Linked DNA regions of Homo sapiens: region 2 is linked to region 1. A link is a contact called in ENCODE Hi-C or POLR2A ChIA-PET data. All regions are on one chromosome and are shown on one strand. The core of a region is the stretch at or near the end of the contact, and the rest is flanking DNA. Distances in the headings are between cores, read along the strand shown.

The links. A loop is a pair of places that touch in the nucleus more often than their neighbours do. ChIA-PET counts read pairs that join two places held with the same protein, here RNA polymerase II (POLR2A). Pooled maps may share reads with other maps.
Region 2: a map of endothelial cell of hepatic sinusoid shows a loop between it and region 1 (6-fold over the local background). The contact joins two enhancer-like sites. A Hi-C loop is called at or near these places in 8 of 168 maps with a recorded cell type or tissue (GM12878, endothelial cell of hepatic sinusoid, head of caudate nucleus and 5 more) and 8 of 50 pooled maps. POLR2A ChIA-PET finds 5 or more read pairs at or near these places in 5 of 52 experiments (CD8-positive, alpha-beta memory T cell, H1, K562 and 2 more).

The regions. Positions count from the first base shown.
Region 1 is chr7:74,309,840-74,314,400 of GRCh38, forward strand. All of the region lies in intron 1 of CLIP2 (CAP-Gly domain containing linker protein 2), which reads left to right. Among named protein-coding and RNA genes, the nearest start is that of CLIP2, 23 kb to the left of the region's middle. Within about 2 kb of position 2,997, at least 8 of the 41 ENCODE cell types and tissues checked have a DNase peak (open chromatin) inside an H3K27ac peak, as active enhancers do.
Region 2 is chr7:74,352,750-74,357,757 of GRCh38, forward strand. It overlaps CLIP2 (CAP-Gly domain containing linker protein 2), which reads left to right. Exons shown (of 17, transcript NM_003388.5): 4 at 1,131-1,255; 5 at 3,661-3,874; 6 at 4,531-4,728. Among named protein-coding and RNA genes, the nearest start is that of CLIP2, 66 kb to the left of the region's middle. Within about 2 kb of position 2,527, at least 3 of the 41 ENCODE cell types and tissues checked have a DNase peak (open chromatin) inside an H3K27ac peak, as active enhancers do.

The DNA.
Region 1 (4,561 bases), core at 1,747-4,246:
AAGCATTCATCTATGTTGCACATATCAGTAGTTCTTTATTGCTAAGAAGTATTCTATTATATAAATATACCACTTTGGGCCAGGCATGGTGGCTCATACCTTTAATCCCAGCACTTTGGGAGGCTGAGGTGGGGGGAATTGCTTGAGTCCAGGAGTTCAAGACCAGCTTGGGCAATATGGCAAGACCCTGTCTCTACAAAAAAAAAAAAAAAAAAAAAAAAAAAAAAAAAAAAAAAAAAGTTCAGCCAGGCGTGATGGCGCATGCCTGTAGTCCCCTACTGGGGAGGCTGAGGTGGGAGGATTCTTTGAGCCCAGGAGGTCGAGGCTGCAGTGAGCCATGATCATGCCACCACACTCCAGCCTGGGTGACAGAGACCTGTCTCTGTTCTAAAATAAAAATGAAGACTGGTCATGGCGGCTCAATCCTGTAATCTCAGCACTTTGGTAGGCTGAGGCAGGAGGATCCTTTCAGTCCAGGAGTTCGAGACTAGCTTTGGCAACATAGTGAGACTCCAGCTGCAAAAAATAAAAAGTTAGCTGGGCATGGTAGCACTCGCCTTTGGTCCCAGCTACCCAGGAAGCTGAGGTGGGAGGATCACTTGAGCCCAGGAACTTCCAGGCTGCAGTGAACCATGATTGCACCACTACACTCAGCCTGGGTGACAGAGTGAGACCCTGTCTCAAAAATAAAAATAAAATTAAAATGAAAAACAGCTGCCCTACTTTTGTTTGTACAGGCACTGGTTGATGGAGATTTTACTTTTGGGCTGTTATGAGTAAAGCTGGTATGAACACTTGTTTATAAAACTTTCTATGGACACATATTTTTGCTTCTCTTGGGTGGTTGGGTTATATGGGAGGTGTATTTTTAACTTTCTTTTTTTTTTTTTGAGACAAGGTCTCACTTTGTCATCCAGGCTAGAGTGCAGTGGCACAATCTTGGCTCACTGCAACCTCTGCCTCCTGGGTTCAAGCGATTCTTGTGCCTCAGCCTTCCAGGTAGTTGGGACCACAGGCACACGCCACCATGCCCTGCTAATTGTTTTTGGATTTTTGGTAGAGATGGGGTTTCGCCATGTTGCCCAGGCTGGTCTCCAACTCCTGGGCTCAAGCTATCTGCCTGCCTCGAGCTCCTATTTTTAACTTTTTTTTTTTTTTGAGACGGAGTCTTGCTCTGTTGCCCAGGCTGGAGTGCAGTGGTGCGATCTCAGCTCATTGCAAGCTCTGCCCCCTGGGTTCACGCCATTCTCCTGCCTCAGCCTCCCGAGTAGCTGGGACTACAGGTGTCTGCCACCACGCTCGGCTAATTTTTTGTATTTTTAGTAGAGATGGGGTTTCACTGTGTTAGCCAGAATGGTCTCGATTTCCTGAACTCGTGATCTGCCCGCGTCAGCCTCCCAAAGTGCCGGGATTACAGGCATGAGCCACTGCACTCGGCCACTATTTTTAACTTTTTAAGAAACTGCCCAACTGTTTTCCGAAGTGATTGTACCATTTTTTATTTCCACCAACACTACGAGCATTTCAGTTGTTCTGCATCCTCATCAGCACTTGGTATTGTCAGCTTTTCAAATTTTTAGCCATTTCCCTTGATGGGAAGTGGTATCTCTTGTTTTGATCTGTATTGCCTGGATGAGTAATGATGTTAGTCATCTTTTCATGTGCTTATGGGCTGTTTGTATATCTTCTTCGGTGAAATGTATATTCAAACCTTTCACCCATTTTTAATTGGGTTGTTGTCTTCTTAGCAAGTTGCAGAGTTCATTATGTTTCCTGAATACCAGCCCTGGCTGGGCGTGGTGGCTCACACCTGTAACCCCAGCACTTCCAGAGGCAGAGGCAGGAGGATTGCTTGAGCCCAGGAGTTTGAGACCAGCCTGGGCAATGTAGCTAGACCCAGTCTCTACAAAAAATAAAAAACAATTAGCCAGGCATGGTAGGGTGCACCTGTAGTCCTAGCTATCCAGGAGGCTGAGACGGGAGGATTGCTTGAGCCCAGGAGTTGGAGGCTGCAGTGAGCTATGATCGTGTCACTGCACTCCAGCCTGGGCGATAGAGCAAGACCACATCTCAAGAATAAAAAAAAAAAAAAAGAAAGAAAGAAAAAGAAAAGAATGCAAGTCGGGCCAGGCATGATGGCTTACACCTGTAATCTCAGCACTTTGGGAGGCTGAGGCAGGTGGATCATTTGAGGTCAAGAGTTCAAGACCAGCCTGGCCAACATGGTGAAACACCATCTCTACTAAAAATACAAAAATTAGCCAATGTGGTGGCAATGGGACGCCTGTAGTCCCAGCTACTTGGGAGGCTGAAACAGGAGAATCACTTGAACCTGGGAGGCGGAGATTGCAGTGAGCTGAGATTGCACCACCTGGGTGACAGAGCAAGACTCCGTCTCCAAATAAATAAATAAATAAAATAATGAAAGTTTGTTATTAGATACGATTTATAACTGTTTTCTCTGTGGGAGGGATTTTGGGCAGAGAAGAGGCCCTGGTGGGGGGGCGGGGGTCAGGAGGCGGAGGGAGTTCCTTGCACCTCACTTGAGTCTCAGCAATGCTCTCCCTTCTCTGCATCTGGAATTCCTAGGTGAGAGGGTCCCCCAGCTGAGCCACGGGAGCAGGAGGCTCATTTGGTCACCCACAAGGTGGGATATTTACTGTCACCAGAGACCATCCCCACTCACCTTTGCTGGCATTGGAAATGCTGACCCAGCCTAACCAAGCTCTCGGAGAGCTGTGCCCAAAGCTCACAGTCCGGCTCCCTCATTGAACAAGCCACCAGGAGGGCCAGGTTCTGAGGACGAAGGGAGCAGCCTTGTACCCCAGCATGATTGACTCCCGGCCCCCAGAATTCCCGGGGCACCAGGGGCGTTGGAATGTTGGATTTAGCAGCCCTGAGGGCCAGGGCTGGCAGGCATGCCCAGTGCTCTCGTGGGCGCACCCCGGCATGTCGGCTCCACTGCTGTGTGCCTGGGGGCAGCTTGTTTTCCTCTGCTCTTAAAACTGCCAGTCTGAGGGAGGAAGTGATCCTTCACTCGGATGTGCCAGGACAGGTAGTAGCATTGCTGACTCATCGGATGCCCTCACGCACATTCCTGACGCGAGCATTGTGGGTTGGCATCTGTATTCATCAGAATTTTTTTGGAAATGCAAATGACATTGTCCCTCAAATAGGTTTAGGAAAAAAAAAAAGGCCAGGTACAGTGGCACACACCTGTAATCCCAGCACTTTGGGAGGCTGAGGTGGGAGGATTGCTTTACCCCAGGAGTTTGGGACCAGCCTGGGCAACATAGTGAGACCCTGTCTCTACAAAAAACTTGTAAACTTAGCCGGGGCAGGGGATGGTGGTGGTGGCATGCACCTGTGGTCCCAGCTACTCGGGAGCCTGGGAGGTTGAGGCTGCAGTGAGCTGAAATTGTACCACTGCACTCCAGCCTCCAGCTGGAGTGGCTCACGCCTGTAATTCCAGCACTTTGGGAGGCCGAGGGGGGCAGATCATGAGGTCAGGAGATCGAGACCATCCTGGCTAACATGGTGAAACCCCGTCTCTACTAAAAAATATAAAAAATTAGCCAGGTATGGTGGCAGGTGCCTGTAATCCCAGTTACTCGGGAGGCTGAGGCAGGAGAATGGCATGAACCCGGAAGGCAGAGCTTGCAGTGAGCCGAGATTGCGCCACTGCACTCCAGCCTGGGCGACAGAGTGAGACTCCATCTCAAAAAAAAAAAAAAATGAAGAGCCCAAGTGGCCAGCTTCAGGCTCAGCTGGATCTAGGCCCTCCTCGGGACTCAGCTGTGCTGTCTCTGTGTTGGCACCGTTCCCTGGCAGGCTCTCCCATGCGGTAACCAGGATGGCCCCTGCAGCTTCTGGCTTCCATCCTACACCCAGGCAGCCCCAGAGCAGGGAGAATTCTTCCTAAAGGTTTCAGCCACAGCCTAGGCCCTGAGACGCCTCACCTGATCTTCTCTGATGGCCAGGCCTGCATTATGCATCCCCTCTAGGAGTGGGAATCGGGTCAACCCACATAAGTCATATGAACCAAGGATGGGGAAAATGTAGGCTGGGAGCAGTGGCTCATGCCTGTAATCCCAGCACTTTGGGAAGCCGAGGCGGTAGAATTGCCTGAGGTCAGCAGTTTGAGACCAGGCTGGCCAAGATGGCAGAAACCCCCTCTCTACTAAAATACAAAAATTAGCCGGGCCTGGTGGCGGGCGCCTGTAGTCTGACTTACTCAGAGGCTGAGGCAGAAGAATTGCTTGAAACCAGGAGATGGAGGTTGCAGTGATCCAAGATCGTGCCACTGCACTCCAGCCTGGGTGTCAAAGTGACTCTGTCTCAAAAAAAAAAAAAAAAATTGGGGAAAAGGGACCGGGTGCGGTGGCTCATGCCTGTAATCCCTGCATTGTGGGAGGCAGAGGTGGGAGGATCACTTAAGGTCAGGCGTTCAAGACCAGCCTGGCCAACATAGTGAAACCCCACATCTACAAAAAATACAAAAATTAGCCAGGCATGGTGGCAGATATCTGTAGTCCCAGCTACTCAGGGGACTGAGGCAAGA
Region 2 (5,008 bases), core at 1,277-3,776, 42 kb after region 1:
ATAAATCCCAGCCCTTTGGGAGGCTGAGACAGGAGGATTGCTTGAAGCCCGGAGTTCCAGACCAGCTCAGGCAACATATCAAGACCCTGTGTCTACAAAAAATTTTTAAAAACTTAGCTGGGTGTGGTGGCACATACCTATTGCCCCATCTACTCAGGAGGCTGAGGCAGGAGGATTGCTTGAGACCAGGAATTTGAGACCAGCCTGGGCAACATAGCAAGATCCTGTGTCTACAAAAAATTTTTTAAAAACTTAGCTGGGTATGGTGGCACACACCTATAGTCCCAGCTACTCAGGAGGCTGAGGTGGGAGGATTGCTTAAGCCCAAGAGTTTGAGGCTACAGTGAGCTATGATTATACCATTGCACTCCAGCCTAGGCAACAGAGCAGGACCCTATCTCAAAAAAAAAAGAAAAAGAAAAACTGCTTTTAGGGTTACCATTTATTGAAGCTCTAGTATATACTAGACACCGTATATACAGTACTTAATTCTCACGAAAACCCTTTTTTTTTTTTTTTGACTCAGAGTCTCGCCCTGTTGCCCAGGCTGGAGTGCACTGGCGCAATCTCGGCTCACTGCAAGCTCCACCTCCTGGGTTCATGCCATTCTTCTGCCTCAGCCTCCCGAGTAACTGGGATTATAGGTGCCCACCACCAGGCCCGGCTAATTTTTGTATTTATAGTAGAGACGGAGTTTCACCATGTTGGGCAGGCTGGTCTTGAACTCCTGACCTCAGGTGATCTGCCCACCTTGGCCTCCCAAAGTGCTGGGATTACAGGCATGAGCCACCATGCCCAGCCCCGAAAACCCTTTTACAGATGAAGATGCTGAGGCTCAGAGAGGTTAGATAACTTGCCTAGGCACACACAGCTTCTAAGTGACAGAGTTTGAATGCAGGTCTGTGTGTCTGTCTTCAAAGCCTGTGCCCTTGCCTGTGTCAGCCCTGGGAGGCACTGGTTAACCTGTCTCCATCTCAATCATCCTTAGGTGTCTCTCCCTCCCCACTCCTGGCTCCCGTGTCCTCTGCATGCTGGAAGGGATGGATGGGATAAGCCTGGGCTGGGTGCCCCTGCCATCTCTGCCTGTGCCACTGCATCCTCTAGACCTGAGTCTCCCTGTGTGCCGACAGGTTGGCGGGACGAAGACTGGCGTGGTGCGGTACGTGGGGGAGACAGACTTTGCCAAGGGCGAGTGGTGTGGCGTGGAGCTGGACGAGCCCCTTGGGAAGAATGATGGGGCGGTGGCGGGCACCAGGTATGGTGGGCTTCTTCTGGGGAGTATGGGAGGGGGCTCCTCTCCCCAGGGTGGGCGCAGGGGATGGAGATGGGACATTGGAGGAAGCGAGTGTCCAGCATGTAGTGTCAGACACCATAAGTCCTTTCCCATTCCCTCCTTCCCAACAGCCCACTAAGCTGGGTAGTGGGATTATCATCCCATTTTACAGATGAGAGTATGGAGGCCAGGAGGTCATTGTTCAAGGTCGCACAGTCACAGGCAAGCGCCAAGAGAATCTGTCCCCGTGTTCTCTTCTTTGTGTCACTCATGTCTAAGTGGGGTGGGAGCCCTCAAAAAGGAGAGGGAGGCTGCGTGCAGTGGCTCATGCCTGTAATCCCAGCCTTTTGGGAGGCTGAGGCAGGTGGATCACTTGAGATCAGGTGTTCGAGACCAGCCTGGCCAACATGGTGAAACCCCGTCTCTACTAAAAATACAAAAAATTAACTGGGCATGGTGACACACGCCTGTAATCCCAGCTACTTAGGTAGCTGAGGCACGAGAATCACTTGAACTGGGGAGGCGTCGGTTGCAGTGAGCCAAGATCGCACCACTGCACTCCAGCCTGGGTGACAGAGTGAGACTCTGTCTCAAAAAAATTAGCCAGGCATGGTGGCATGCACCTGTAGTCCCAGCTACTTGGGAGGCTGAGACATGAGAATTGCTGGAACCCGGGAGGCGAAGGTTGCAGTGAGCTGAGATCACGCCATTGCATTCCAGCCTGGGCAATAGAGCAAGACTGTCTCAAAAAAAATAATAAAAAATAAATAAATAAATAAATAAAAGGTGAGGCAGCAGTCCCTGTCATCTGGCATTGGGGTCCCCTGAATGACACATGAAATAATCAGACAATGCCCAGCGCTATATGGCCAGAGGCAGGCCTCACAGATGGGTTCCAGGTCTCACAGCATCTCTGATGAAAAGGAATTGACTGCTGGCGTTGCTGGGTTAGGAGGGTCTAAGGCTGTGTCTGGGCTTATGGTAGGTGGGGGAGTGATGTGGTAAGTGGACCATGTCTGTCACGGATGTGGACTAAGGTGAGGCCACCTGAGTCCCTGTGCAGTCCCTGTACTGGAGTCTGTGGTTGAGACGAGGCTGTGACTGCTTTGAGCAGGAGTGGTCACCATGGCACAGGGGAAGAGCTAGGCTTGGACCAGGCCTCGAAAGAAGGTAGGGTTTCCTTTTGGAAGAGGCTTGAGAGAGGCTGTGCTAGGCAGGGGCTGAGAGCACAGTATGAACAAAGACCTGGAGGTGGGAAAAGGCAGAATGGGGCAGCGGTTTCAAGTGAATCAGAAGCTGGATGGGGGCCAGGCATGGTGACTCATGTTTGTAATCCCAGCACTTTGGGAGGCTGAGGCTGGAGGATCACTTGAAGCCAGCAGTTAAAGACTAGTCTGGACAATATAGCAAAACCTCATCTCTACAAAAGATACAAAAATTAGCTGGGCGTAGTAGCACACACCTGTGGTTTCAGCTACCTGGGAGGCTGAGGTGGGAGGATTGCATGAGCCCAGGAGGTTGAGGCTGCAGTGAGCTATGATCGCACCGCTGCACTCCAGCCTGGGTAACAGAGCCAGACCCTGTCTCGAAAGAAAGAAAAAAACTGGATGGGCCCAGTTCTCGTGGTCCAGTGTGGAATCCGTGACCAGAGAGGTCTTGACAGAAGACGAGAATCCAGGGTTTCCATAACAATGCTTTGCCTTCCTGTTTGCAAGATGAATGTTTCTTTTGACTCACTTTTGCTTTCAGAATTCAGGGGTGGGTTGGACAGCAGTCCCCATCCCACCCCAAGGTTTCTCTTTCAAGCTTTTGCTTCTCTATGCAGGGATTCTGTGGGCAGAGAGCTGATGGGAATCCTTCATTCTGGGGATGGTCTGAGGGTAGCCTGAAAGTGGGGCTGCAGCTGTGGCTGGGGTCTCTGAACAGTCTGTGGGAGCCAAGCTTAGCGGGTGTTGGAGCCCAGCACACTGGAGGACCAGTCTCAGCTTTGCTGCGTAACCAGCTGTGTGACTGTGGGCAAGTTATTTAACCTCTCTGAGCCTAAATTTTCTCATTTGTGAATGTAGATAACTTTGGGGGATGGAAATGAGCATTCATTTAAAGAGACTGGCACAAAGTGGGTCCCAGTAATTATTTCCTACTTCCAAGAGTATTCTCATTGGCTGTTCACAGCTGCAGAGACTCTCAGACCCTACTCACCTATATCCTTTTTTTGAGAGTCCTATCTCTCCACCTGGAAGATTTCCACCTTGGAGTGTCTTTCCACATGGGCCCCAAGGAGGTGTCTTTCTCTCTTTCTGCCAGGCTCTGAAGAGGCAGAGGAGGCAGGGGAGGCTCTCCAGGCTTTGGGGCCGTGACAGCAGCTTGGGTCTCTCCTGCTTCCACAGGTACTTCCAGTGCCCACCCAAGTTTGGTCTCTTCGCGCCCATCCACAAAGTGATCCGTATCGGCTTCCCATCTACCAGCCCAGCCAAGGCCAAGAAGACCAAGCGTATGGCCATGGGTGTGTCAGCACTGACCCACAGTCCCAGCAGTTCCTCCATCAGCTCCGTCAGCTCTGTGGCCTCCTCCGTGGGGGGTCGGCCCAGCCGCAGTGGCCTGGTGAGGGTGGGGCTGCAGAAGGGGATTCTCTGGTGTGCGTTTGGGAGGGGTGAGGATGTAAGAGATCCAGGTGTTCTGGTCTGCCCCTGACTTACTCTAGTTCCAGTTTGGGATTTTTGAACAAAGAAGAAAGTGCATATCTTTTAATAGGGAAAATTGAGCCATTTACCTTTATTGCTGTTTTTATATAACTGATTTATTGGAACCCTAAGCCTTTCTCTGGAAGTTAAGGAGGGTTATACAGATGCAGGGCAGGGAGTTCAGAAAGGTTGGCATCAAACCCTGGATGAAGGGAAAAGAGGAGGCTGCTTGGTGGCTATGGGCAGAGGGCATTCTGTCCAAACCCAATCTAGGATTGGAGGTTCCTCCTTTCCCAGGAAAAAGTGGCCAAAGTGAGGGAGTCAGAGGCTCTGGCTATCAGGAGCTGACTCTCCTGAGATGGGGAGTTTCCTGAATCTCAAACATCAAGATTCCCCGCTGGGTGAGTCAGCAGGGGCCAGGATGTCAGAGTACTGGCAGGGGAAGAGCAGGACCCTGGGAGTCAAGGCACTTGGGCTCCCACCTGCTATGTTGCTGTAGATTAGGCTGGACAGAGCCAGTCTGCCCTGCAGTGCTTCAGATCCCTGAGACCCGCCTGCATCCACACCTTCCTGCAGCTCACGGAGACCTCTTCACGCTACGCCCGCAAGATCTCGGGCACCACGGCCTTGCAGGAGGCACTGAAGGAGAAGCAGCAGCACATTGAGCAGCTGCTGGCTGAACGAGACCTGGAACGGGCTGAGGTGGCCAAGGCCACAAGCCACATCTGCGAGGTGGAGAAGGAGATTGCCCTGCTCAAGGCACAGCATGAGCAGGTGAGTGGCAGGTGGGGCTGGGGGCAGAGCTTCTCCAGCCAGCCTCATAGAGTCTCACCCACTCAGAGCGGAGACCCTGGAGGGGGTGGGTGCAGAGAAATATGAAGATAACACAAGCAGTACCTGTCCCCCGCTTTCCAGAGATAAGCCTCAGTGACCTGGTGAATTTCCTTCCAGTCTTTTCTGCCTATGTATAAGGATACATACACCTACTTTCAGAATCTGGTTACAAGCTTGTATATCCTGCTTTTTAATTATTTATTTATTTATTATTTTTCTT